Regions from separate parts of the Mus musculus genome. Here all the other regions are linked to region 3. The links are chromatin loops, found by intact Hi-C in ENCODE. Cell type or tissue: left cerebral cortex. All regions are shown on one strand. Region 1 overlaps Cers6 (ceramide synthase 6). Region 2 overlaps Cers6 (ceramide synthase 6). Region 3 holds the start of Cers6 (ceramide synthase 6). Region 4 overlaps Cers6 (ceramide synthase 6). Region 5 overlaps Cers6 (ceramide synthase 6). Region 6 has its middle 38 kb from the start of Gm36174. Region 7 overlaps Cers6 (ceramide synthase 6).

The links. Peaks named below come from ENCODE experiments on the same cell type or tissue, not always from the same donor. Only the 100,000 strongest peaks of a DNase experiment are listed, where the experiment ranks them.
Region 1: it touches region 3 in a loop (6-fold over the local background); 4 of 42 quality-filtered maps call a loop at or near these places.
Region 2: a loop joins it to region 3, with 2.4 times the contacts of the local background. A loop is called at or near these places in 3 of 42 quality-filtered maps.
Region 4: it touches region 3 in a loop (1.9-fold over the local background); 8 of 42 quality-filtered maps call a loop at or near these places.
Region 5: a loop joins it to region 3, with 2.2 times the contacts of the local background. A loop is called at or near these places in 7 of 42 quality-filtered maps.
Region 6: a loop joins it to region 3, with 2.8 times the contacts of the local background. A loop is called at or near these places in 6 of 42 quality-filtered maps.
Region 7: it touches region 3 in a loop (2.9-fold over the local background); 8 of 42 quality-filtered maps call a loop at or near these places.

The regions. Positions count from the first base shown.
Region 1 is chr2:69,098,839-69,102,838 of GRCm38, reverse strand. All of the region lies in intron 8 of Cers6 (ceramide synthase 6), which reads right to left. Among named protein-coding and RNA genes, the nearest start is that of Gm39840, 29 kb to the left of the region's middle. In left cerebral cortex, a CTCF peak has its summit at 1,893 (motif pointing right); a DNase peak (open chromatin) is centred at 1,926.
Region 2 is chr2:68,955,753-68,959,752 of GRCm38, reverse strand. The region is part of intron 3 of Cers6 (ceramide synthase 6); the gene reads right to left. Among named protein-coding and RNA genes, the nearest start is that of Gm52515, 10 kb to the left of the region's middle. In left cerebral cortex, no CTCF peak of the experiment used is centred here; DNase peaks (open chromatin) are centred at 1,817 and 2,235; H3K27ac peaks cover 1,731 bases.
Region 3 is chr2:68,858,950-68,862,949 of GRCm38, reverse strand. Cers6 (ceramide synthase 6) reads right to left here and starts at 1,509. Exons shown (of 10, transcript NM_172856.4): 1 at 1,145-1,509. The coding sequence starts at 1,314. In left cerebral cortex, a CTCF peak has its summit at 1,501; DNase peaks (open chromatin) are centred at 694, 1,088, 1,520, 1,816 and 1 more place; H3K4me3 peaks cover 2,066 bases; H3K27ac peaks cover 1,510 bases.
Region 4 is chr2:69,047,249-69,051,248 of GRCm38, reverse strand. Cers6 (ceramide synthase 6) reads right to left here. Exons shown (of 10, transcript NM_172856.4): 6 at 377-469. Among named protein-coding and RNA genes, the nearest start is that of Gm39840, 81 kb to the left of the region's middle. In left cerebral cortex, no CTCF peak of the experiment used is centred here; DNase peaks (open chromatin) are centred at 2,028, 3,072 and 3,801; H3K27ac peaks cover 124 bases.
Region 5 is chr2:68,933,955-68,937,954 of GRCm38, reverse strand. It overlaps Cers6 (ceramide synthase 6), which reads right to left. Exons shown (of 10, transcript NM_172856.4): 2 at 3,335-3,440. Among named protein-coding and RNA genes, the nearest start is that of Gm52515, 32 kb to the left of the region's middle. In left cerebral cortex, no CTCF peak of the experiment used is centred here; DNase peaks (open chromatin) are centred at 169, 2,168 and 2,459; H3K27ac peaks cover 2,069 bases.
Region 6 is chr2:68,782,737-68,786,736 of GRCm38, reverse strand. No RefSeq gene overlaps it. Among named protein-coding and RNA genes, the nearest start is that of Gm36174, 38 kb to the left of the region's middle. In left cerebral cortex, a CTCF peak has its summit at 1,852 (motif pointing left); DNase peaks (open chromatin) are centred at 1,834 and 3,836; H3K4me3 peaks cover 293 bases; H3K27ac peaks cover 85 bases.
Region 7 is chr2:69,041,645-69,045,644 of GRCm38, reverse strand. All of the region lies in intron 4 of Cers6 (ceramide synthase 6), which reads right to left. Among named protein-coding and RNA genes, the nearest start is that of Gm52515, 75 kb to the right of the region's middle. In left cerebral cortex, a CTCF peak has its summit at 1,990 (motif pointing right); DNase peaks (open chromatin) are centred at 2,004 and 2,717.

The DNA of each region.
Region 1 (4,000 bases), 240 kb before region 3:
ATCCTGATATAAAATTGCTAACAAATTAGTTTTCATCTCTAGTCCAGAAATTATGACATGAATCTAAGTATTAAATATATTTTTATTTCTAGTCTACCTTTTGTGTTTAGGCATCTCTTGCATATTCTGGGCCAGCAACTATGACTAAGTTACTTCTCTGGCCCTAAAACATATTTTAAGAATTTTTAATAATGGAGGGAAAAGTCATGAGGGAGAAAGAGAAAAGGGAGGGAGAGGGGGAGGGGGAGGGGGAAGGGAGAGGGAAAGCCAGAGAAAGTAAGAGTGTACATTAAAGCTGTTAAAAATCAAGTTGGCTTTCCTTTGGTAGCTCAGGGAATTTTATAATTTCCTTTTTACATCTTCTACTTTCCAAGATCATGACAAAAATTTTTTTTTAAAAAAACACTAGTTATTTCTGAGAAAGAGTATATTGGGATAATGTTGACAGTGCCACCTTGTTTGTGCTAAGTGGCTCTTGTTTCTTGAAATGTCACTTTGCAGACCAGGGACCATTAGGTCTAAACAAGGCTAAGTGCCAAGGCTGTCAGGGAGGGATCTTCGCACCTTACACCTTCTATTTCCAGCTGCATCCAGAAGGAGTGACTCCCATTTGTTTATCTAGTAACCAAGTAAATAAGCTCGAGCAATGTCTGGGATAATTACAAAACCTTTACTATAGCTCTGCTTCTTAACATACACACTATACAGACACATCAACTGTATCGTTCTGCACAGCACGAAGTAGCATTCTACTGGTTGTAGGCTGGGAGCCTGTCTCACCATTAGGGTTTCAGAACCAGTGCTGCACATGGCTTAATTTGAGCAGGGTGTCAGAGCACTGGCTGGTGACATGATACTCACATTCATTTCAGAAATGAATGCATCAGCTCTTCTATGACAGATGTCTCAGAGATGCCACTCAAAAATAATGCGACTTCTTTGAAAATTGACTTGGATGCTCACAGAGTCCCTTGGGAAAATTCTCTCTCTCTCCCTCTCTCTCTCTCTCTCTCTCTCTCTCTCTCTCTCTCTCTATCTATCTATCTACCTATATATCTGGGAAAATACTATCTATCTATCTATCTATCTATCTATCTATCTATCTATCTATCTATCTATTATCTGTTATCTATCTATCTATCTATCTATCTATCTATCTATCTATCTATCTATCTATCAATCATCCATCCATCCAGTCATCACCACAGGAGCTTGGTAAGGAAAGTCACCAAAGAACAGCTAACGTCACTGACACCTGGATTCTGAAAAATAGCAAACCTAGACTGTTCTGAGCAAACTTCCCTTTTTGGGACAAGTTATTAAAGGATGATGTCAGGATCTTACTCTTTCTGAAAGATAAGACCCAGAAATATGTACTGTGAAGATGCCACTAAACCCCCCTGGTGACAAGATTCCAGGAGAACGGATGCCTCTCAGGGAGGATTGACTAGGGCAGGGAGGAACGAGGCAGATGGGAAACTGGAAACCTTCATGTCCTCGTGTGGGTAGTGATTGCATGGGATCTAAATACATAAAATTGAGAAATGTGTCTATCAGGGCAAGCTGTATCCTCAAGGTCTGTGCATCACACAATAAATGTGAATCCTACATCTATAAAATGCAGTGGGAGAAATTTCTCTGTGTCATGCAAAATGAACATAATGAACACCATCAACTTGCAATGTCTGGTCTGTTTAATTACTGTGGCAGTACAATGGGGTTTTCCCCACATAGTCTCTGTTCAATGTATTGAGGCTGAGAAAATGATATTTTTCTTTCCCAAATAATAGTTCTTTCCCCAATAAAATCTCGGTGACAGTACAGGGAGACAAGGGAGAAGCAAAGACCTTTTATTTTATTTTTTTCTCATTAAGGCAAGGCTCACTTAACCACTAGATGGCACACTAGGAGCACACAGAGCATGCTCACACGGGATTATTCGGCCAAACCCAGCACAGACCACACTTGACCCTTCTTTCTCCAAGTTCCACTAACCACTGGGAGATGAAGGGTCTTTATGTGAGACTCATTCTTGCTACATGGCTCTGCCTGGACACAGATGCTTGCAAGGAGCCCACCCAATTCCCTAGAGAAAAGCAGATGCCCCACTGACCCCTCAGAGCTTGACTGAGGTTATTTTAGTAGATTTTAATGAATCCTAAGAATAGAATCTACTTGGCTTTATAGTGACTTTTGCCCAATCTTATCTGTTATGGACACTTTTTTAAATTTGGTTTTGATTGAAACATAGAATAAATATGCTGGCAGAATGCACATATTTCTGCAGAAGAGTTTATAACATTGTTTTTTGTTGTTGAGCAAAGAACCCATAGAGCAATCTTTTTTTAATAAAACAAGGAGATTTTCATTTGCATCTAGAATACCAATACCACTTAAAGCACTCTGCTTTCTCTCTTCAGTTCACTATTCTGGAGTACTCATGAGAAATTGCCACTGACATATGATCTTGAAGAACCACGCCCGACAGATGAATGAAATACTTATAATATGATGAAATGTATTTGTATATATGGTATATATTTCATTCATGTTGTGACTTCAAAGCACGAATTTATATTTTTTATCTTTATAGCACATACTTATATAGACATTCACATATTCAGTACCACCTATCATGTTTTTCAAGTACTCCCGTGACGTAAGTGATAGAAGACAGTCCAGGAAGTCTTACCGTACAAATGTGTTACAGGTAGATTTGATTTTTAGTGCTGGTTGAACCAGGACTTCCTACATGCCAAGTGGGGACTCTATTGCTGAGTTATGCCCCAGTACTGGATGCCAATTCACCCAAGGGCAAAACTATGGCTCCTCGCTGTGGACAGCATTCTCTGCAAGATCATTAGGCCCACAATGAACATTCAAAGACTGCCACGATTTCTTCTCCAGACACAGAAGTCAGGACTTGGTCCCAAAGAGTGCCACATGCCAGAAAAGACACTCTGAAAGGGGAATAACAACTCAAGGCCTAAACTATATCTTGACAAGACTGGCCATTCAATACTTCAACAGGACTGAAGGGTGTGTGTGTGTGGTTTCTCCCTTTCTACAGGGCAGCCCTCCCACACTTGGACTTCTCCACTGCTGGTGTAGTTAGCAAGTACCATCCTGGGAGGGTAGCTTGGGGGTCTGATGCCTGGTCTCACATTTGAATAACTGTTCCCCTTGCCTATCTGTCTATGGCAAACATGGATGTGATTTCTTTATCCCTGGCAGGAATCTGAACTTGAACCCTGGCCTTTAGAAACAGATGTACTGACTCTATCCCGGCATCATTACAGATGAGACATTCAGTCAAATATACTTTACTTTAGTTATACCCTGGCTGGACTGAAGAACCAGTCCTGTATCACATCTCACCAAGTCTAACTGGGGACTTCCTGGGCCGGAGCAGAGGCTTTTCTCAGCCCACTCTCCTCCCTGTCTTCCGCATCTCCATGCTGGCTGTTTCAACACCACTGAGGCAGGCCTGCTTCCACCCCTGCCTGTGTGGTCTGTTGTTGCTTCCCTGTTGGTAAAGGTGACTTTTGCTATGTTCCTTATTAGCAGTCCTTCATTGAGCAATTACTATTGCTGAAAGTGTCATATTCGTTACATACATCATTCAGTCTTGCTAGGTATAAGAGTCGATAATCATCGCAACGCTGTGTCTGAAACCAGGCTCCGGCATTGCACATCCAGTCATTTATTTAATTCTCACATAAGGTTTTAGGGTAAATCCTCATCCCTCCCCCCAGTGGGCACTCTTATCTCTATTGTTCAGACAGGACACTGAAGCACAGAAAATGTAAATAGCATGGCCAAGGTTGGGGTTGGGAGATGGAAAGAGAAGAGATCTGGGCAGCCTTGGGTACTGCACTAGGCCCCCGGGCCACTCCTGCTCTGTTCATGCTCCAAGCTCTCCTAGTTGTGTGCCAGCCCCTTACCCATTGTTTATGCTCAGAGCCAAGCCATTGCCATCCCACAGCGGAGGTGGTGCCCC
Region 2 (4,000 bases), 97 kb before region 3:
CCAATAGCCTCCGGCACAGGAGATCTACTGAACAGTACCCCTAACTCTCCTACAGTTGAGTCTAAGGAGCAGTAAACAACCTTCCATCAAACAAGAGTTGCTAAGATACCATACACAGATAAGCAGCCAACTTTAAGATTTTAACACATTTAATGCTTTCAAATCACAATAGCTTTGTAGACCTGGCCAACAGTTCAGTTTGCATTTAAAGTGGAAGTGGTCCACCTGATTCTCTTTTAGTTAAATTTTTATTCACACTTAAATTTGGAAGGGCCCATGAATAACATAACCTGTCTCCCCTAAAATCATCTGGATTCTGCTCAAATCCTCCTATTTGAGAACTAGCTGTGTGCCCTCTTACTCCCATCGAAGTGCCCATCCTCCACCCACTACCCCCACATTCACTCCTTAAGTGACTAGGGACTGTGCTCAAACCCCAGGATTAATGGTCTACTTGCCAACTCCAAAGACAACCAGACACACCAGCATGGCTGAAGGGTCTTTAAGGATGCCAGGCTGACCCTTGAAGAGGAATGGGGTTGCTACAAGGTCATCACGAGGATAATGACGCCAGAAGGCAACTAAACACTGAAAAACTCAACATTTGCCCCTGGGGAGGGGGAGGAAAGGAAGGGAAAGCAAAGCTGAGAAGGAGCCACAGAGAGCCTCCTTTCTCAAAACACAGTCGGTCCTCTCTTCTTGTTTTGGTTTTTGGTTTTGTTGCTGCTTTGAGGCAGTGTTCCAACGTAGCCCAGGCTCTCTTCACATTTACTGTGTAGCCAGTCACACCGCCCTTAAATTCACTGCCCTCCTGACTCAGCCTCCTAAAGGTGGGGATTCCAAGTTAGTGGTACAGGACTGGAGAGATGGCTCGGTGGGTCAGAGCAGCTTGCAACCCTCTGTGACTCCAGCTCCTGGGCGTCCAGTGTTCGCGTCTGCTCCCTCACCCCACCCCCAGCACCAGGCAAACACATGGAAAACAGATGTACGTGTAGGCAAAACACCCATACACATCAAATAAAATAAAGTCTGAAAAGTAGCACTGTCCACATTTTACAAAGAAAGTGCCACCAGGTCTGGCTTAAAACAGATTGATGGCAAATTAGGACAGGAAATTCAGAGCAGCTACAACTGAAGCAACAGTGAGGCACTGGGCGGAGGTGCTTCTGAAGTTCTCCAGGTAATGGCGGCCTAGCCGAGATGCTGAACGGCTCTGCTAGGAAGTAGAATCCATTGCCTCCGTGAAGCCTGGCATCTCAGAAATTTTTGCTTGCTCAGCTTTGTGATCCCAGTGGAAAGCAACAGAGATACAGCGACATGCACACTATACACGATCCCATTTGTTCCCAGCAGCATCCTCTGACGAGCAGGTTACTGTTGCCCTTTGGTACCAGCAGCATCTGGTAGAGTGAACTTATTCACCAAGGTAGCACAAATTGAGGGAGAACAAGAACCACTTGCATCTGACTTCTACCCTCGAACTCGTTCAAGAACATTGCTCCCTTAAGCCCTTAGAACTGATAATGATCACACTAAACAGCGAGCACCTGTCTCCAGGCGCCATGCTGACCTGCTAAAGCTGCTCAGACTGCCCTGCCATAGCAGAGGAGGCTTTACCTAGGCGAAAGCCACTGGGCACCAGGCTTTTCTCCTCCCTCCCTCCCTCCTGGTAGAGTCAAACTGTATCTTCTCAGAATCACTTGGGCAGATTTTAAACCTCTATGGTTCAAAGAGATTCACTGCATGTTCTGACATTTCTCATGTGGTGCTTCAAAAGCCCTGGCTTCTGCGCACACAGCAGGCATCGCTCCCTGCTGAAGTAGGACACCGTTGTTCATCCACTTCTGTCACATCCTTGCATAGCAGAAAGCCAATGGGGCCGAGATTCTGCTCTCACACTGGTAGTGTATCTTTTTTCTTCTTTCTCATGTGTGTGTGCGTGTGTGTGTGTGTGTGTGTGTGTGTGTGAGAGAGAGAGAGAGAGAGAGAGAGAGAGAGAGAGAGAGTGAGTGTGAATGCCACAGTCGACAGTTCTGCAGAATCATGTGGATTCTGCCTCCTTGGATTGCACAGAATACAAGAGATTCTTTGTAAGCCGAAAGCCTGCTGTCCTCGAATCTCCTTGCATCTTTCTTCACAAGCAACATCACCAGTGCTACCTCTTTTAAGTGAGGTAGCTGTGGTGCTGAAGGAGCCCACTGCCGAGGGCAGGCTGTGGAAAAGAGTGCCAGCTATTTGCTACTTCACACGTTCTCTCAGCTTTACTGATGCCAGAAAACAGGTAACACTAAAGGAACTCACACTCACTACACTCATCAGGGACAGCATACCTCTTTACAGATGAACTCAGCTGTCTGGGGTAGCCACTATTAAAACACACATTTTATACATAAATAGGCTCAGGGTTGCCAAGCACTTTTCCTAAACATCCCACAGGGTTTTATTTAAGAGAAGGCATGGATTCAGACTGCCTGGCTCCATGGCTCATTCCATCAGCTTCTCTGTGGGGCCTGTGAGATACAATGTCTTCCCATGTGAACGCTGACATGAATTTCCTATCTGCTTGTATATGACTTCCTCTGCCCAATACACTACATGGGGGCAGCAATTTGCACTGTGCAGAGCAGAGTGGCTCAGAAAGACACACGCGCACAAGCCCAAATGAACCCAGCCGCACACACATGTCATATCCACCAGATGTTGGAATTGGCCTTCTGATCTCAGTTATCCTCCTTTGGTCACCTCCCAGTAGCTCCCAGTCTGTGACCTTTCCTACGCTGTTTCACTCTGACCAGTGGGCCTCCTCCATTTGTCGTTGACGCTCAAGCTTCTGGTGTGCATCACTCTGTAGATAGCATTTAAGGAGAAAGCGAAGGCTAAAAGGACCCAGACAGGTAGGACCCTGCTTGGTTTAATTTGTATCCTTTTGAAAAGACACAAATTCCTCAAAGTAGAGGCCAAGGGAAGATTTAGAAGAAACCAGCCTCAGAGGATCTTGACCTCAGACTTCTGGCCTCCAAGACTACGAAAATAATTTCTGTTCAACCCACTCAATCTGTGGTATTTCCTTAACAGCAGTTCAGGCATACCAAAATGCCAACATCAACAAGAGAACTCAAGGACTTTTCCAAGAAAAAGTGTCATAGTTATTACAGTAGTTGATTATTTCTTAATCAGTTAACATGTGAGAAACTGCGCTGGTATTTTTATTCAGTGTCTACATTTTTTTCAACATATTGTTGATAAGATGTTATTATGCCTTATGTTATTTTGTTCTGTCATGCGACTTTACATTGTGTACCATTTGTAGAGACAAGCGCACCATATCAACACACAACTGACCATAGCACACTCAGAGGTAGATGATTCACAGATCCCGATGACAAAGAGCATGGGGTTACCACAGCCTTCTTCAGGCAGTCTGACAAGGCAAGTTCCACAGAGACACTAACTCAAGCATGGTTAATGGTAACACAAGTACAGCATGCAGATGCAGAGGAAGAAGTAAGGATGGAGAGTTGGCCTGCAGACAGCCCATCCCTCTCCCTTTTTCCTTACCATCTATCTGTAGGTACCAATCTATCAAACCCACACAAACACAGCACTGCTTGTACATGTACATTTGTGGAGGTACATGTATGAACTATGATACTATGGAGGCATTAAATGATAAATACTTATTTCTGGACAATAGGCTTTTGAGTAACTTCTCCTAATTTTTAATGAATGCTATCTATGCTTTTACAAGTGCTTCATGACCAAAATCGATTGTCCTGACTGCAGGACTAATCTAAATCAGACATAAATTTATATATTTTAAAAGATAAAAACAAAAGGACAAAATGGCTGGCAGGCAAACATTCATTATGAATATTAGCTTTAATAAATTTGATTATTCCTCTTCTTTGTCTTCATCCATTTCCATGTTGGACACAACTATTTGAAAATTTTTATCAAAAAAGACTGTTACTAATTTAAAGTCTAAAGGGAAACCAGTGGA
Region 3 (4,000 bases):
GCTATTTCAGGCAACAAAAGACACAAAAGATACATTCTGACATTCTCAATAATGGATTTAGGCAAACCAACAGTAAACAAGATAGCAGCAGCCTGAGCAACAGCCAAGGTGAGCTGGAGGCAGGGAAGGGAGGTTAGAGTAGAAATGGATATTTGTGATCTAAGAAATCAGCCTTCGCTGATGAATGGAGGTGGGAGGAGGAAAGAGGAAGGCGATTTTTTTTTCAGTTAAAAGAAAGAAGTGTGCGGTGCTGATTTTGTTTCACGAGTAAGTGTTGAATGCACAGCAGGCAAGATCTAGTTCTGTGACTTAAGGCTGACTCAGTGAGAGTAGCACAAGTTTGTGTGCAGTTACAATGGCGAGATCTAACCAAATCGAGGACTCATACCAAAAATTATGAGACAATTCTTTTAACGTTTCAAGTGTCTTCCGGTACCAGCAAGACGCTTATGATTAGTCACGGGGTCCTACTATCGATTCAAATGACTATTTCGAGGGGCACCGGTCCTGTTCTGCCCTCTTTTAAAGAAACCAGTAGCGATCCGGAGTGCTGTCGTCACCTATTTCCCAGGACCCAGGGCCTAAAACTCCGTGTCACGGATGGAAGCCAGGGAGCAAGCTAAAGCCAAAGGTCCGAGCAAATTCTTCTGCAGCGCGGCCCGCGTGCGTGCAAGAGTGGAAGGGCTGGAAGTGTGTGCGCTCCTCCTCCCTCCGGGCCGCGCGTCCCCATCGTTCCAGGCTGTCAGGTGGGTGGCGGCGAGCCTCGGAGGAGAAGCCCAATCTGGAAGCGCCTAGTGCCGGCTCGGAGGGAGCCGGCCGAGCCCTCGGCGCAGCGGTTCCCCGCGGCCAGCCTCCGCTCACCTTTGTTCGCCGACCCTCTCTAGGAGGAGGAAGCCGGGAAAGGAGGAGCGCGGGCGGTGACCAAGCGCCCTGCCGCCCCTTCGTGGCGCCCCGGAGGAAATCCGCGGTCGAGTTGGACCCTCTCTAGCTCCCTAGAAGTCAGCCTGGCCGAGGGATCGGGACCCCACAGAGAACACAAAGGTTGGGAGGTGTGAGCCCAAGCGCGGGGGCGTGCGCCACGGAGCAGGCGAGTGTGCACGCGTGTGCGTGTGTGCGGGAGAGCAGGCACTTCGGCCCTTCTTACCTCTCGAAGATGAGCCGCACCATGAAGATGCAGAAGGCCAAGGGGAAGGCAAGGTAGAGGTCCTCCGCCTGCGGAAAGGTGGCTTCCTCCGTGTTCTTCAGGTCTGCCCAGGTGACATTGTGCGGAAGCCAAAACCGCTCGTTCCAGAACCAGGCTAAGATCCCTGCCATCTTGCTTTGTCCACTCCGGTGTCGCTGCTCCCGCGCTCCTCCGAGCTCTCTGCAGCTCAGGGCACTGGGGATGCGCGCTGGGTTGGCCGGGAGCCTTTGCCGCTGCCGCTCCGCCTGCCGCCGCCTCCTCTGTGGCCGCTGCACTCTCAGGCTCCGCGATCCGCTCCACTCCTCCCTCTGGCCGCGCTGGGAAAAGGGCCGCCTCGCCTGTCACGTGGCAGCCTGGCCGCACGCCCTGATTGGCTAGTGTTCCCGTCAAGCACCGAGGCACACGCGGCCGGCTCGCCCACGCCCTGGGAGCTGCGGGCCGCGCTCTGGCTCTGGACCCGCACCTGGAGCGCGTCCCGCACCTCTGTCCCAGCCCCAAGTTGGGTCGCACCTGGTTAGAACGCCAGCTCCTGCCCCACTGGAGTGTCTGCGCTCTTGTCCTCTTCCTGAGCGCAGGGAGGCGAAAAGGAGCCTGGCAGGGGCCGAGCTTCCAGAGAGAGCCCTGCGCTGAAAAAGAACCCCAGAAGAAGAAGTAGGGGGCGCAAAGGCGAAGGAGGAAGGAGTGGGAGGGGAAGGATCATCCTCTCCAGTGCTAAAAGAAAATCAGGAACTGGGGCTGGATGATTTGGCAAGAGACTTCTGCCTCCGACCCGCACCTCACCCCCCTCCTTGACCTTCCTGGCACGTTTTACACTACTGCTTCCCCTTGAGCTGGGTCCCCCAAGGAACAAGGCTCCTAATTTTGATTTATGAAGTAGCACAAGAAATTAGGCATTTATGATTGATTAATGAATTGCTTGATGATGGTGTCTAATGGTGATAGCAGCTAGTAACGGCAGCATTATGGGGAACTGCGCCAGTAACCTCTGAAAATACTGTGGGAACCACATTTTGACTTGGTAGATAATGGGGGCAGGAGTATTTATTCCTCCTCTCCCTGCCTTTAAACCAAACTCTCAAGGCCTCCTGATTCTCACCTCCTGTTCTTTATTGAACTTCCATTCATGCCTTCCCCACCCAATGAAGTCACTCAAGGTCAGCTGTGATTGCAAAGGTCAGTTCCTGCCTTAATTCAGGCTGTTTGTTTTGACATATGGCTCAATCAATGAAAATGCGTTCCTCATACTTGCAGAGGCAAAGTCCAAAGCCAAAGTTCTAGGCAATCTAAGGGGTGGCAAAGACACCCTTCCTGGACTCTTCCTGACAGGTGATTGTCTTCGCAGAGAATTTCTTGTTGCAGAGACAGAGAGACTGCACCCGTGTGTCATCTGACTAGGGCTCCAACCAAGGTTTCATCCTCATAAGTTAATTACATCCCAAGATTTCATTCTCATAAACTAATTACATCCCAAGGGCTTAGCCTCCAAATGCCAGTGCACTGAATTTGGGGAGAACACATTCAGTCCCTAGCAGTTCTCTTTGGATGGTCGATGACTACTCTCTCCTCCAGACCTGTCCTTCCTGTGGTCACGGCTCAGTCCAAAAGGAAGCAGCCACTTTCCTCTTGCTTGCATACTTCCTTTCTAACATCACAAATTCATCCAAGTCATTTTATAAACCATTACCTTACACCCTCCACTACCTGTTTGGCTACCAGCTGATCTAAACTGCCGTACCATTTCACATCTGAGCAGTCCCCATCACCACTCAAACCCCAGTTCTGCCTGTGTCCCATTACTGTCCTCTCTTGGCCATAGTGCTCAGGTTGAAATGTTTGTCCCACAATTCCAGTACTTAAACCTGCTTTAGCTCTGTTCTCCCCCAAGCAGAAGTCAAAGCCATTATGTCTTAAGACATTTGGTTCCTTATTATCTCTCTGATCTCGTGTGTTCTCTTCCCTCGGGGCTCCCTGCTCTTTACAAAACATACCTACCGTACCCACACAGTCTTTGTGTGTGTGTTTTCCTCTGTCCTTGAAACATCGTTCCTAAAATATCCTTTTTCTCTTCCCTTCATTTTACTCTGGATAGGGCCTTCCCTTTATCATTCAAGTTAATGTACAATTATTCCTCCCCAAAGCCATCACCACCATTAACACAACATACACCATTATTGGCACTTTGTCTCTAAAATGTAAGCCTCAAAAACTTTAAAAATATATATATACACATATATGTGTATGTATGTGTATATATACATGTATATGTGTATGTGTGTATATATGTGTGTAAATATATGTATATATACATATATACATATATATACATACACACACACATACACACACACACACACACACACGCATATATATATCAGCCAAGTGTGATCAGCACACGCCTTTAATCCCAGCACTCAGGAGGCAGGCAGATGAGTGTGTTTGAGGCCAGCCTGGTCTATAGATCAATGAGTTCCGGCTCAGCCAGATCTGCACAGAGAAACCCTGTCCTAAAAACAAAAACACAAAACAAAACTAAACAACAAAACAAACCAAAGAAACCCATATGTGTGTGTAGGGGATATAGATATATATATTTCATATATGTGGTATATATATACAACCATATCTATTTTATTAAACAGTGTAGCTTCAAATGTTAAAGAGCATTGCCTAGTACATAGTTAACAGGTTGAAAGTTTTGTCACACAATTCCAGTTTTTAAACCTGCTTCATCCCTGTTCTTCTGTACCTGGTACATAAACTGTTGACTTAATGAGTCAACATTACTCCTAAAATCATCGTCCCCAAAAGGAAACACTC
Region 4 (4,000 bases), 190 kb before region 3:
AAATTTAAGTATGTCTAGGAACTTGCATATATAATTGTGTATCCATATTCGGGTGTTTCAGATAGAGTGCTCTGCCGCCCAGGCTGGCCTCAGAGTCTCACCCTTACTATATAGCTAAGGTTCACCTTAAACTTGCAATTTTCCCATTCCCACCTTACAGATTTGACTGGCTTTGCTGCTGTAGGTTTGCATGGTTAATAGAGAACACCAGGTTTGGCGGCAAGACTGGAGGGGGAAGAGAATATGAAACAGCACAGACAGATAGCATTCCTGCAACAATGCAGGAACTGATGCTAACCACAGCTCCCACAGCTCAGGGATGCCTCTGACACTTCACCCACCTTAAACCAAGCCCATGTAACACCACGACTCTTACCTTCCTTTTGATATCTGTGAACTGGGAAACCATTAAAGACCAATAAAATGACAGCTCCAGGATGTAATAGTAGTGAAGGTCAGCTGTGAGTGGCTGAGGAAAAGAAAAAATGGGAAGGTTTACTCAACGGGAAACCCAATCTGTATCCCAAAAGCCAGAGGCTCACACTGACTGGTAAGCCAGGCTTATGCTGAACACATGCAACCCCATGCAGTCCCATTGTTTTCTGATACACAACAGTACTCTGGAGGCTGCCTACAGACCACAGCTCGAGAGCAGTAATTCCATTTCATCTTAAACCCAGAAAGCATTAGCCACCACGGCAGTTTGGGATTCAATTCATTATTGAACGGAACAACAGCTTCTACGGTTCCTTCACATACAGCAGCTACAAGATCCCTCAGGCAACTGGAGACATGTCCTGGAGCACACACAGGACAGCTGTTGTGACAGTTCAAAGCACAGAACTAGTGGGTGGCATGGATGCTTTCCGGAATGGTCAATGAAGCACAAGTTCAAGAGAGTTGTATGTTTAGAAAATGGGCAATAGGATGCTATATTCAAAACAGATGATTCTGAGATATTTATTTAAAGATCAGAGGGACAGGAAGGCTGCCAACATACTTGACTAAGCAGATAGCCAGGATGTCTGAGATAAAGGCCCAGCTCCATAGCTTGGTAGTAAAGTTACTTAAAAAATGGCAGGGGCCAGGGATGGAAGATAATGCCTGTTCTGACTGCCTCAGAGGCTCAGGGAGATAGTAAAGTCAGTGAAGTGTATTTAATTTAATGTTTTCTCAACAACACTTTGATGAGCTACTCTTGGTTATATTTATTGAGCTATAATGAAGTGTCTTGGTTTACTCAAAGAACTAAAACAAAACTCTAAAGCTCTTCAAATACATTTAGACTACTGTTCAGAAGGCAAGACTCCATACTGTAAAGGAAATTAATGTTATACGCACCATCTGCCAATCACAATGCAATGGATAGCTATCACAAGATGGCCCTTACTCACTCAGGACAGGCATCAAGGAAACTATGTCTCTCTCATATTTCTGACGAGGTACTTTAGGCTTAGACGTTAGATCAGCAGTTTTAAACTCTAAGTGACAAGGAAAATTGCTATAGACTGAAAGCTGGTGTCTCTACAAAGCCATGTGGTAAACTGCATAGTCCCTGTGATGGAATGTGCAGATTGGAGGACAGCTGGGCAGGAGGGAGGCCATGAGAGGGGGAACTCTCATGAAGGACCTCACAAGGTCTTCCTGCGGAATCCTGTGGCCCAGTGAAGGAAGCATCAGTGCCCAGTGGTACCTTGAAAGAGATCTACTTCCCACTGACATGTCTCTTTAAGACTGAAAGACATTAGCAAGGTATTTAGGCAAATGCTATCAGCAATGCAGTCTGGGAAAATGGCCCTGGCTGGAGCTGAGGTCAGATTTGGTATTGATGAGATTTTCTGACTTCTGGCATCCTCATCTGGGAATGTGCCTCGGAGGGGGTCACAGGACAAGTCAGATCACGATGGGAAGGGCAGAGTTCCTGCGGGAGCATGGCAGTAATCAGCACTCGCCAGCCGCTCTGCAGTTGGCGAAACACTCCCATGACTCACTCTGAGCATATGAAATCTGTAAAATTACTACTCTCGTTTTTCATCTAGATTATACAGCTGACAGAAAATTGCTATCAATTAACTCAGGTTAAAAGTTTACATCCAGGTCTCAGAGCTATTGAGGCCCTGATCCCTGCATTAGACTTCTCCTGCCTCGTGTACGCATGCCCCTTGTAACGAGCTGTGCAAGAGTCAACTGCATATAAGCCTGTCTTACTTTTATCCTTAAAATACACACCCATATGGAACTCTTACATGTGTAACGAATGGACACTCTCATATAAAAGAGGGAATGTTTAAAATTGAAGTGCACTACTATTTTTTCACCTAGAAATCTATCCGGTTACTTATATAATATATGTGTTAAAGACATAATGAATAATGAATAATTTCATGAGCTTGTTCAATATTTAAAAGTGCACTGAAGGTTTGAGACAGACTCTGGACTATAATCTGCTGTATGTATTTATATACATATGACTTATACAAAGTATTATACTTGCATACATGCTATTTCATTTCCTATGCCCCCTACACAAAGAAAGTCATTAATTTTATTAGCATATGGCTCTTGGCACGGCTAACTACTGTTGCCAGAGATCATGAGTTTCTCTTCACTTTGGGGAGCACTGGGCAGAATTACTCAGTACTGGACTATGATACCTTACGAACACAAGGCCATTCTTAACCGAATCCACACAGATGGGGCATCTTCCTTTCCATCCTAGTGGTGTTTCCACTTTTAAATATAACCTTATCTCCTAGCCCCTCAGACTCTTGTGCTTTCTGTAAAACAGCCCACAGCGACATTCTGGGCTACTGTCCTAGCATTCATCTGAAACCAAGCAACTTCTCAGCTACAGGCAGAATGCAAGAGTTATTTCGGCTACATTTACAGTTAGAAACAAGGTTAAGTGGTACGTTTTATATGACACTGATCACAATGTCTTTCATGTTACAAAATTTACCTTTGAAATGTGGGGCACTGCAGTGGATGGCATGCCAACTTTCCAGTTAAAGTTCCTAGAAGCCTTTTCAAGTAGAAATGTAGATAGGTGTGGATAGTAAAGTCCAGTTGGGCTAAAGACAACCGGTAAGGTAACCGGCTGGTTTCTGTCCTCCATGCCACAGTCTTAGGAATTCTCAGCTTTTTCTAACTGTGTCATGCTGATTATGTAAATTCATTCCCAATCTAAATAAATTAAGGGATTCAAATGCAAAGTAGAGTTCTATTTCAAGTCACCCTTAGCCTAGAAGGAGTACCTAGTGTCAGCCTCCACCCATTGCAGCTATGTGGAGAACAGGGAAGGTATAGAAAGGCCTTATGTGCACAGAAGTCCACATGTACCTGAAGGTGTTCAGTACAATGCCTGGTTCCATTTGCTTCCCTTACAGGACATGTCCCGAGTACCTAGAAAATTCCTGGTCCCACCATTGATATTCCATTACCAATCGATTTAGGGATAGCAAAGACTTGTGCTAATAGTAATGAACTCATAAGAAGATGCGAAAGAATAGCAAGGGCAGAGACGGAAAACACTCCCTTTTCAGGGCTATGACTTAATTTCAAAGATGGTGTCTACTGTTTTCCTCACTGAAACAATTCAGCCATGTGTGATGATGGCATTAGTGTATTTTTTCTGCATTTGGAGAAGTAGTCCGTGGTGATTTACGTCTTTAGAGGCCACTTCTAAGCTACAAAGTCAACAGAACTCAGCGGGCCAGCTCCAGCACCGCACGCACTTGAATGTTCACATCTGCTGTGGGGGTAAGCCTGCACTGCCAGCAGCCTTCAGACTTCCCTCTGTACTGAGAAACAGGAACCAGCCGCATCTTGTTCAACAAAAGAACCTTCCAGGTTTGTTCCATCTGCTAAAGCAACTAGACTTTGGTTATGCGCCTCAGTATGAATGCACAAAGTCCTGTCTTCACTAGGTTATGATAGGCATAACAACCAGGTGCAATATCGACATATAAGTGACTACCTGACCTTCCTGACAACAGGCAGC
Region 5 (4,000 bases), 75 kb before region 3:
TAAGATGGAAAAAAAAAATGAGGACAAATTTTAGAGAATCTGTCTACAATTTTTATACAAGAATTAATTTATTATCTGTGCGGGGAGGAGGAGGAGAAGGGAGAGAGGGAGTGGGAAAAAGAGAGGTGAAGAGAGAGCTCACACATGTGTTTGTATGTACTTGAGCAAGTGCCTGAAGATGCCCACATAGAACAGAAGGATATCAGATCCCTAGGACTGGAGTTATAGGTGTTTATGACTCACTTGCCATGAGTGCTGGGAACTGAACGCTGGTCCTCTGGAAGAGCAGCAAGCACTCAACCACTGAGCCACTTTTCTAGCTCCTGACTCCAGCTGTGACTGGAGAAAAGGGGGATCAGTAGCGCCCCCCCCCCTTGGCAGAGCCATCACTCCTTTCCCATCTGCAAGGGATCTGGGGAGGTACTAGAGTACACAGGAAGTAAAGGGTTAAGTGAAATTGGGACTCCATTATGCACTTTGCATGCAGCTGTCACCACAGTCTGTGGAACTAGATGGTGATTCAGATATTGGTGTATCACACAGACTCTTGTGAGAAACTCCTCTCCTATGCTCTCTGCTGGAAGACCAATAAGATCACTGGTAACACCATGCTAATCTTTGGTAAAATAGTACTTCTGTTGGACACTGGTGCCCATCTGAGGTCAAGAGACATTTTTTTGTGTCTCCCTCAGAAAAGGTAATCAACAACATAAAATGTCGCTTCATAACTGCTACATATTTTACCCTCATAGCTTTAGAACCAATTTAAATAGGAAATTCAAATTAAAAATATAATGAGATAAGGGGATAAAACCAGTTAAAAGACAGACACTCAAAAATAATCATTGGGGAAAAATAATCACTTGGTGTATTTAAATGGACTAAGAGCCATTAATAACTCTAGGTCTTTTGGCTCCATTCCCAAACTTCAGAATCTGAATCTGTGAAGATACAATGTAGCAGCGTGTGCACTCCTCAGAAGAGTGATGCAATGAGAGTGTGGAAACAGGCTGAAATAGATGCTGTATCATTCACTAAATGCTCTGTGTGTGTGTGTGTGTGTGTGTGTGTGTGCACGCGCGTGTGCATGCATGCTGTGTTGTTGTTGATTTAGTTAATCCTCATGAAAGCCTGTGAGTTTATTATTTGGAGATTTCTAAGGTCTCCAAAGGTTAAAAAAAAAATTGCTGAAGGCCAAACTTTAGTAAGGAAAAGGTAGCGTGCCAACTTACAGACTCAGGTCTGTCTCAGGTCCTACCAGGGTCCTAATTATTTCCTCATGTTTCTATGGTGTTTAGAATGTGATAGATTTCCCTTTAAGGTGGGAGGTAGGTTCTCCACAGTATTTTATATGACAGATTTTATCTGTAGAGCAGAGGAAGGAGAGAGAGAAAAAAGAGAGACAGATGTTATGACAAGAGAAGAAACTGATGAAGAATGTCATGACTTATATCCATCAGCTGATGTCAGAGGTAAGAGTGACCTGAGCAGAGAAGATGAGCAGTACTGTCACACAGAGCAGGGGGTCACATTCTAAAGGGAGGTTAATGCTCTATGGCTTATATTTTAAAAGTCTACACCATTTTTCAAATGTAATGTGTTCTTGCAAGTCAAATCTAACAGAAGCAATGACCATGTGCAAGCATGCCAAGAGTCTGGGCTCATACAGAAGTCCCACATAGGCATTTATTGTCCCCTTTCCATCTCCTGCCCCCCCCCCCAGGATCCACCTATCCCATTTCCTCTGTCCCCTACCTACTTATAACTACTGCCTTCAGATCCCCAGAAGGGTCATGGGAAACAAGGGTGGAGCAGAGAAATGTGAGATGTGAGATAGGCTTTGTTTCTCGCTGAGGTTTTCTGGTATGGGGCTGGGCTGCTACCTCTGTGCTTCATTCATGGGTGACTCAGCTAAGGTGACTCTTGCCTACTTGCAATCTTGTAGCAGAGACTGAGATGCTTTTAGAGGCCATCTATCCATCATGTGTGGGCGATGAGCCTGTAGTTGGGAGAGAGGCCTGTCTGAACTTTGCCCCCAGTGCCAAGGCACAGTGTGTCCAACAGTAGCTGGAGGAAAGGGGAATCTGACAGCCAGCAAGCTATGTTTGTACTTAGTCATACAGCCTCCCCAGGCATTTTTGAGGCTGTGTACTTGTTCCATCAATATCTCCTGCCTACAGACACTACAGAACAAACAACATGGCTCAGCAGGGCTGGGAATGTGGCTCTTCTCCAGCATTTGTAATGGCCTGGATTAGATCTTTAATGTTGGGAGAAAAACTAAGGAACCTAATAGGAGTGAAATTTCACTTCAGGAAGGTAAACTTCATGGAAAAGTATCATTTTAAAGAGGCCAGAGAAAATGCCTGTAGACTTTTAGCAGACATGAAGGCAAGCAACAAAACAAAGAGAGCTGCCTGGGCATCTGTACTCAGAGCTGCAAGCCGAGAGTCTGAGTACTAACGCCAGCCCCACAAACACCAGAAGGAAACATCATTTGTGTAAGACTGTCAAATTACAGCTTCAGCAGCAGCACTGAATACTTGAAAGAGGACAAAGGAACCATCTGATACAGAAACACAGAGAGCAATGTTCCATTTCTCCTGTTTCCTGGTTTCTCATCCAGCCAAGGGTGAGCAAAGAGAGAAGAAGGACTAAGAAGCAGCTGGATGGGCTCTGCATTGGTTTGTCTCCTTTTCTTCCTGCTTCAGTTCAAGGGCCCCTGGTGTTTTCTTCCTCCTCTCTGTGCTTAAGTATGTGTCGGTCACTTGTCTCCCCCTTCCTCTCTTTTCTCTTCTTCCTGCTCTTCATTTAGACACCCTGGAGACTGAATGTCCCATCTCTTCGTTCATTCTCCGCTGTGAGTCTATCCCTTCTGGTCTGACTCTGCTGACCTAATTCCTTCCTTTGACCTTTCACTGTCTTCCATGTTTAGTCTATCACGGCCTCTGGGACATACGGCTGGCAGGCACTACATGCCATCAGGTCCCAGTTCTCACATAGGTCCACACCACACTGTAAGCTCTGCCGGGTAGTCCCCGCCCAGCCCTTATCTGCATGCTTCATGTCGCCTGAGACTGACAAAGGCACTGGATTGGACAGACCTCTATCTAATCAAGACCTTTCCATGGTCTAGCTTGTAAAATCGGCAACCAAGAGGCCACACACACCCTTTATCTATTGTTTACACTTTGGGCCAATTATAGCAGGTACAATCTCTCCAAGGACTTACTGTCCAATGGGAAACAAAGTTGCCTGTCAGAACCCAGGAGAGAAAGGATGGGATGGCTGCTTTGTGGTGGTGGAGAAACATAAGGACCCGGCAGACACATACCTTTGTTATAGCAGTGAAAACCTTTTCCAGAATGGCATTTGGCTGGGCAGTTTGTGGTCCATTGGCTTGGATGTTGAGGGCTATGGCACATGGTTTGGCTATGAATCTAAAGGTTTAAAAAGAAAGAGAAGAAAATAAATGAGAACTGACACTTCTTATAACAGCTCTTCGTAGCGTTGATTATAAATGACTACGTTATTCTAATTAGATGTTTGTAGAGTTTTACGGTAACATTCACATGGATGAAGTATAAAGCAGACCTTATTTGAGGCCACCAGCAATCACTTTAAAAAAAAGTAACTCTTTAAGAACATTTAAACTTCTTGGCTGGGTACGATGGCACAGACCTTTAACCTCCAAGTACTCAGAAGGCAGGCAGATCTCTGTAAGTACGGGGCTACCCTGGCTACATACAGAATTCCAGGACAGCTAGGACTATAGAGAGAGACCATGTCCCAAAACAAAATACACAAGAAACAAAGAAAACAGAACAGACCGTTTAAACTCTAAGGACACTTAGTAGTTCTAATGAGACTTCACTGATCAAGCATGATTCCCTACACCATAAGAAAACAAAGGAAGGAAACACTGGATGGAAATGGAATTGTACAAGCAAGATGTAAAGTACATGTCATAACTTACAGTCTTTTTCTACATGCAATCGTG
Region 6 (4,000 bases), 76 kb after region 3:
AGGAGCAAACCTCTGTGTCCAGATTTTTCTGTGCATCCTGGGGATTTGAACTCAGGTCCTCACACCTATGCAGCAAGCACTTCAGTGAATGAGCTGCTAACGAGGCAAGGCTCACTCTCCGTGTAGCTCCAACTCTTTTTTTTTTTTTTGAGACAGGGTTTCTCTGTGTAGCCCTGGCTGTCTTGGAACTCACTTTGTAGACCAGGCTGGCCTCCAACTCAGAAATCCGCCTGCCTCTGCCTCTCAAGTGCTGGGATTAAAGGTGTGTGCCACCACCGCCTAGCTAGCTCCAACTCTATGTGGTGAGCATTTGGTTATTTTTCCTTATGACCCCACGACTTCATCCGAAGTGAAGACCTTTTGAGGACAGTCACATATGCCCGAATTCTTCCAGCCCTCGGTTGGAAATGAGAATCTCCTTGATAGGAGGACTGTGTATTTCCCTCATGCCCAGCCTGCTTGTCTCCATCCTACCTCTCCAGTGGAAACTGTTTCCTGTTCATAGCAGCATCTGTGACGCAGAGCATATTTCTGCCTCTCAGAGTCTCCCATGTTCCCTTGAAATGTGAACATAAACTTTACATGTTTCATCATTTAATTTTTTAGACTAACATTTACCTGCGAGGATATGATAAATCAGGCCTCTCCCCCAAAACCTTCTAACTTGCAGTGGTCAGTAAATAGGTGCCCTTTCCAGTAGGGCTGGATGTTGGAATAAAGTCAGCAAATCCCCTGGTGCCAAAAATGCCTTAGCAAGGACAACTCAGAACATCAAGAGCATATGTAGATGTGGTAGTCACTCAGGGTGAGGGTTTCCAGGCTTGGTAATCAGAGGCTTGTGGTACTGTGCTCAGGCCAAGGCAGAGTGAGGGTTAGGGTCAGCACACTAAGTATCACAACTGCTACCTTGTGTAGAAAGCCAGTCCCTGAAGCACTCTGCTCTGGGGGGAAGGACACATCAGAGGAAATGGTGCCAGGGGCTCAGGGAGGCTTAAATGAGGACTTTTTGTGTCGTTTGTAGGCTCTGGAGCATAAGTGCCCTTAAAAAAATCAAGCCCCCAGTCAGCACACCAGTCCCCACGTTGGCCATTTTTCTCTGTACTTGCTCAAATGTATCAGTGTCCCATGGAAAACGTGCCCTCTCCCTACAGTTCAAACCTTACAGTAATGCTCCAGAGACTGCCTGTCATGTGGGAAAGAGGGTAGGGCCATTATGAAAAGGGTAATAATAAGCAATGTAGGCTCATATCCCTGTGATAAGGGATGGGTGTGATATCACTGGGATAAGACATTTATTATGATAATCACACTGCAAGTGTTTTACTTGCTAGAAGGTGGGCAGTTCCGTAGAGATGGCACTTCATTCTCAGGAGACCCAAGGAAGGTTCTCTTGTCATCCCTGCTTTCACGGGTGAGGACAACAGGGTCTTAGTGTTAGAGAGCCACACAGCAGATCAAGTCCCCACCCAAAGTATCAGGCCTGCTCACCTGTGCTTTCAGTTCTCTGAGTACCAACACTGTCCTTTTCAGGACACACAAAAACTTGGGTGCCAGTTAGTAATGTCACACTCTCAAGTGTGCTGTTGACTAGATAAATAAATAAATAAATAAATAATATCCTTAAGAAGAGGCCAGAAGTTCAGAAGGAAAGACAAATATTGGGGTGCTCCTGCACAAATAGCCACTGTAGGTACACAGCCAATAATTCATCTAAGTCTTGAAAACAGGTTTTTTACTTTTTATGGCATGTAGTCTTGCCAGAACCAGCCAGCTCAGGCTGGCCTCCCTTCTTTCTCTAGAGGAGGTGCTGTGGAATCGGCATTTGCTTGGGAGGCCTGCCCTCTGCTGGGATCACGAAATATTACAGACCAGTATCCAGCGTTTGCCTAACCTGGGTCTCAGGCATGGCTGTAGATACTGTTAAGTTTTAGGGTAGACAAAACTTTTTGATTTTCCCCATGTTTTTGGATTTTTCTTGTATAAGTTTTTAATGTTAATTTTATATATTTTTGATCATGTCTATTCCCAAAGCCTTACAAAAATAGGAAAACAAAACATAAAAAAAAAGAAAGAAAGAAAGTTAGAGAGCCCAAAGGGTTGGCAGCAATAATGGTAAATACTGTGTCTTTGGTGACATGGGGCAACATATCAAAAATCTCAGAGAGATTGGGTGATCCTTTCTCACAACCTCAGCCCCATGAGCTTTCCCTGAAATGCTTTGCTTATCAAATCAGCCATATTGATTGGACCATAAGGCATATTAGTTAGGTAATTTCGATAACAAACGTGACCTCTTCAGCTCCTGATGGATATTTGAATGGAAGTCACATAAACACAGGACTCAGGCAGGAAGGCCATCTTGCCATGTGTGTGGGGAGAAAGGAGAAGACAAACAGGAGAAGAAGAGGGGAAAATAGGGTTTGCATAGATAGACAAGAGTCAAATTTCTTGTCCTCTGATTTAGTTTATAAAATGGATTTCCATGTTAAAGTGTATATATAACTTGTTCAAGGCACATGAACAAGGACATGGAAAAATGAACCAGGTCTAGTTTAAAAGGGAAAAAGTCCTAGTTAATATAGTACACTGAATGGGGTGCAGAATTTTTATTGTAGGCTACCACAATTAGGTTCAAATAAGGAACAATAAGTGAAAATAACTAAATGTATTTTGGAAACAAAGCCAAGAAAGCAACTCCAGCGTAAACCATGAGGAGGACACATTTTAGACCTTACCAAGTGATAATGGAGTTCATCTCAAGGAGCCTGGGTTTAAAGGCATCAAGTGCGCTTCACTTCTCCAGCACCTTCCTTGTTCGTCCACATTCCCCGGCCCTGCTTCCTCCCTGTCTGCATCTCCAGAGAGGAGGAACACAAAGATGGCGGTGAGAGCAGGTGTCTCCTTGAGAAACTCTTCCTTAGTTTAGGTCTGGGGAAACACAGAACACTGAGCATCTGAAACTGAAGCTCCCAGAACATTCTCCGTGTGGCCCACGGTATCTCACGTGTGAGCATCTGTATGGGAGGCTGGGGATGAGACAGGTCCTCACCTCAATGTGAGGCTGCCTGACTTTGCTCTGTGCAGATCCCTCTGTGGGCAGCTAGAGTAGGCAGTGCCCATGTGGACTTCAGTTACTGGAGTTGCTGGAGTCTACCATCAACTCACTGCTCTTTACACTGAGGAAAGACCATCAAGGAACACTCTGAGCAGTTAACAAATATCTGAGATTCCAGTCTAGAGTGACTTAAGGTAGCCAGGACTGGAAGCAAGAAAAATGGAAAGACTGGAAATACTCTTTCTTCCACAAACTTTGACCATAATTTTGAGACCAGGGCCAGTGCACCTCATAAGATGGACTTGTATCTTTGAAAATGGCATCCCTCTATCCCCTAATCAACTGTGGTTCCAGCATAGGAACAATACCACATCATGGAAAGGGCCTTTCAGCATTTATCACTATTTGCCACTGGAGAAAATAATGACAAACTGGCGTGTCTTTCTCCGGATGCTAATGGTCAGACATTTGCCATTAACTAGGGTAAGGACTGAAGGGAACCTGAAAATGGGGGCTGTTCCTACCCTGAAGCAGCACAATAATTTCCGGGCATTCTGTAGAACTCTGGGTTAAAATTTAATACTAAACAGTCTACGAGAATAAAGGATGGGGGTAGAATAGGAGGAAAATTGCAGGAGATAGGGAGCTGTTGTCTCAGAGCTGCCTTGTGCACATGAGGGCTGTTTTTAAACAATGAATCATTTTCCCACTCTCCTCAGCAGCTCCTTCCTGTAACCCTCAGCCTGCTGCGTCTCACTGAGAAAGGAGAAAAGGAAGGATGCAATTTATTCAGATTCCTGCAAGTGGCTAGCGCTCATTTGGACATCTCATCTGTACGTGTGCAACGGGCCATGCGAGGAAGAAGTACTAAAATAGACATCGAACTGCCAGGAGTGGAAGCAAAAACGCTGCCAAGACAGATAAGAGCAGGGCTTCGGAGATAAA
Region 7 (4,000 bases), 180 kb before region 3:
TTGTTTTTTCCCTATGTGATAGAGATATAAATAATAGATTTATTTTTAAATGTACATACATAAGCATGTTTTAAAAATGTGGGCATAGCATAAAATCTATTTTGAAGGTCAGTACAATGTTGTTTATTGCTTTTACCTCTGATAAAGTTATTTATACAATTTGCTGAAAATTCCCAGGGGAACTTTATGTCCTGCACACACTTCCCTCAGCCTCAGCACCTCTGCTCAAGTAGACAGGTCAGCAGGTCCCGAGTGCAAATGACAGGCGCGTGTGAGACCTCGAGCAGGCCTGGAAGAGCTTTCTGGAAATATCAGCCTCAAGCCCCCAGGGCACAGTGTATCTACCCTTCATGACACAGCATAGATCTCTTTAACTATGGTCATCCTTTCGTGTGCACGCAGGACACCCGACACAGGAAAACCCAGCACCCAGGGCTTCTCTTCCTCTCTCAGCTTCTCAACATATGTTTTATTCTAAAACGGAAGCCCCTCCCTGTGTGGATGTTCAGCTCCTAGACCCATGGCTTCAGTGGTCCTGCCATCTGGCTGCCCTTTGCAGAGGACACAGGTCTATCTCACACTGATCTGACATTAATGGTTTTGGAGAGAGGGAGAATCAGTCCCTTCCAGGGACAAGTTCTGCTCTTAAGGGATCATCTCTAAACACCTACAGATAAGAATTACACTAAGGGGCCTCATCAAATTGTCTTCATCAACCAACAAATAAGCATATATATGTCTGTTGCAATGATAATTAAGGAATGAGCAGCCATGAGGATGACAGAGGGAATGGGAAGAGTTAGAGGAAGGAAATGGAGAGAAAATGAATGACATAGAATACTCATGTAATAAAAATTTAAAAACACATAAAGTAAGGAATAAGACTGTGGGAAACAACTAGGGGGAGTTTGGGGGGAGGTAGTGACTGTTAGCATTTTGTCTAGGCTCTACGTCACAGTTACCTGGCAACAGCCAGGTGTGCCTGACTCACTATAAGAGGGGCTGCTTGCCCCTCCTCTCTTGCCTTCTTGCTCTCCCTCTGTCCTCTCTCCCATTCCTCTCCCCGCCCCCTCTCCATGTGCTCATGGCCAGCCTCTACTCCCTCTCTCCGCCTTTCTCTGTCTGTACTACCCACCCTGTGCCTTGAATAAACTCTATTCTATGCTATACCCTCTTGTGGCTGGTCCCTCAGGGGGAAGGGATACCTCAGTTTGGGCCTGCAGAGGCACCCCCTTCCCCCAAACCTGACTACACATCCACAAAACATATTTCTTCTCTCCTTATCTTTTTATAAAACATAACAGTGACAGATATGATCAAAATACACTATATTAATATATGATATTTTCAAAGAATAAATAAAATATTATTTTTAATAGGTCAAAAATCTGAGAAGTTCAGTAAGTCTCAATTTTTACTGTTTTGGAAGCTCGGGAGCAGCCTCTTCCTGCTTCACACCTGACTGTGTAAATAACGCTACTAAGCTCGGGACAGACTTAAGGTAACTTGAACACATTATCTCATTTAATCCATGTACAACTTGTCAGTAATCAATGTAATACAGCTAGCAGGTGCCTGCCTTAAAAGATTTGCAAAGGACCTGGCAAGCTCATCAAATTGCTAAAACACAGATTGTGACTCAGTACGTCTGACTGGGGGTGGAAGGGAACTCTGCATTTCTGAGGCTCCCAAGTGAACATCGCACCATTAGACCATGACCCATACTTAGTGGTAACGTAGTATAGGCTGTAAAATGGCTGATTCTAAACAACTCATTATTACTTTACAGTTCAGCACAGATGAGCTGAAATGGCTCTAATAACCATTTGCAGCAGGGACTCTTTGCTGGAGGCAGTGGCTCTCACCCAACCTCTTTTAAAATAGCCCCTGTATAGCTAGCCTCCAGCAGTAGGGCTGTGAGCAGAGTGAGTTACTTTGGGATGCTTCTCCTAACAGTGACTGGGAAGCAAGTCTGTCACACTCCTTCATGGCCACTGGAGGGAGACAATGAGTGCCACCTTTGGCTTTGAGATGGGTGTCCTGTTAAGACTGGCTTACTTTCAGATTGTCTGTATAAGACAACTCCTATCATGTCCATCCTATCTGAGCTACTGTGATACACATACACACCCCCAAACGCATGAAAGTGTCATTCCAGAGCCTACTTTGGTGGGGTACAGTAATGAACCCAGAGGTACCTAGCTAGTCAGTAGAGTGAGCTGCAAGAGCTACCCAGGCTCTTGCACTGTCCTCCCCCCCCCAGGTCCTCTCCCCCCACCCCCAGGTATAAAGAATGAGCAATTATAGCACTGGGCAGACATGCAGAATGTATTCCACGTTTTTGTGTATGTGGTTATTACCTAATAACTCTGAGTGCTATTACACTGAAAAGACCTCTCAAATGCTGTTTAATCTACAGAAATTCCCCAGGCCTTTTACACGGAGGGCCCCATGTTCTCACTCACCAGTGAGATACTTGGCCTTACTGTGTCACCCCATGTTCGTATTGGTCAACAGCTAGTGAATTAACACTATTCTTTTTAATTTCTAAACGTTTACCACGGAGTGATTTGTGTTATCCTGAGCTGATATGCTGATAATTTAAGACCCAACGTCACTGCATCAGAGGCAGATCCTTTCTATAGCTTCCTTCCTCTCCACGCACATGCTCAGAACAGAGAGCATGTGGAGAATTCAGTAAAAGGTGGCCATCTGCAGATGGTCTGCTGAGGGAAGTGGGCCCTCACCAGACAGTACTGCCTGCCAGACATTCATTAGGAGCTTGCTGCCTCCAGGGCAGAGAGGACTACATTTCAGCCAGCCGCTGTATTTTGTTACAACAGTCTAAGCTAACACAGCATTATAAGACCACACTTCCCAAATGATGCTTACCAGCTACTAAATTACAAACCAACAGATTTCATTTTCAGCTGACTTACAAAGTATCTTATTAAGACTAAGGTTGCATTGTAGAAGATGAAAAACTACCTTTAACACCCTCAATCTAAACCACAAAGTACAATGGGATTTTTCATTACATTATGCACATCTGCTCACAGACACCAACTGAACAGCAAGCCCATCCATCAATAATTATACAGAGGCCCAGAGGAGGCGTCTATGGATCTGTTCACCCCCAACAAACCCAATCTCAGTGGCAGGACAGAGCCTTGGACACTGCTGGGGCTTAGCCTGAAGCCTTCATTTGTATAGAGACCATATACAAAGACATGAGTGATAATTATTTTTTTAACTTTTATTTAAAGAGTAAATAATGTCATGTTTCTTGGTATCATCTCTCATATAGAGACCCCATCATGAATCTAACATAAAAATAGTTAAGGTCTGACTGCTTTACCATCTGAAATAATTGTGGCAGTTTAGGCTAAAGAGAGAAGAAGTATTAAACAATCAGAGAAACTCTATAAGTAGTATATAGTTTACCAGGCTTAAAGATTAAATAAAAATATAATCATGTATATGCATTTAAATATACGTACATACATTTAAAAGAAGTAGCAAGTACCAAAGCTCAGGGAATAGAAGTTTCTTTCAAAATTAAAAAGAGAACATGAGTTTTTGTGTTGTTTTATCAAAGATGTGAAAGGTAAGTGGTTTATACTTAAAGTTAGTATTTTAGAGACAAAATTTCAGTTTCCGATCTCCATCAAAACTCCCTTCTGTCAGGCATAGTGGTACACATCTTTGATCCCAGAACTTCAGTGGCAGAGGCAGGGGGACCTGAGTCCTCAGCTAGCCTGATCCACATAGTGAATTCCAGGACAGTCAGAGCTCCATAGTGAGACCCTGTCTCAAAAGGAAAAACCAACAAAACTCTCCTGGCTCTCACATGGCTGAAGAAAGACAGCCTAAATACACTGTCATTTGTACAGATAAAACAATAAATGTGTGGCTTTTTGGATTATGTATGGGAATTCTAAGATAGTAATTAATCCCTGAGTTAAGTTAATGTGTATTAGTAATGTTGTGTTTGTATGTG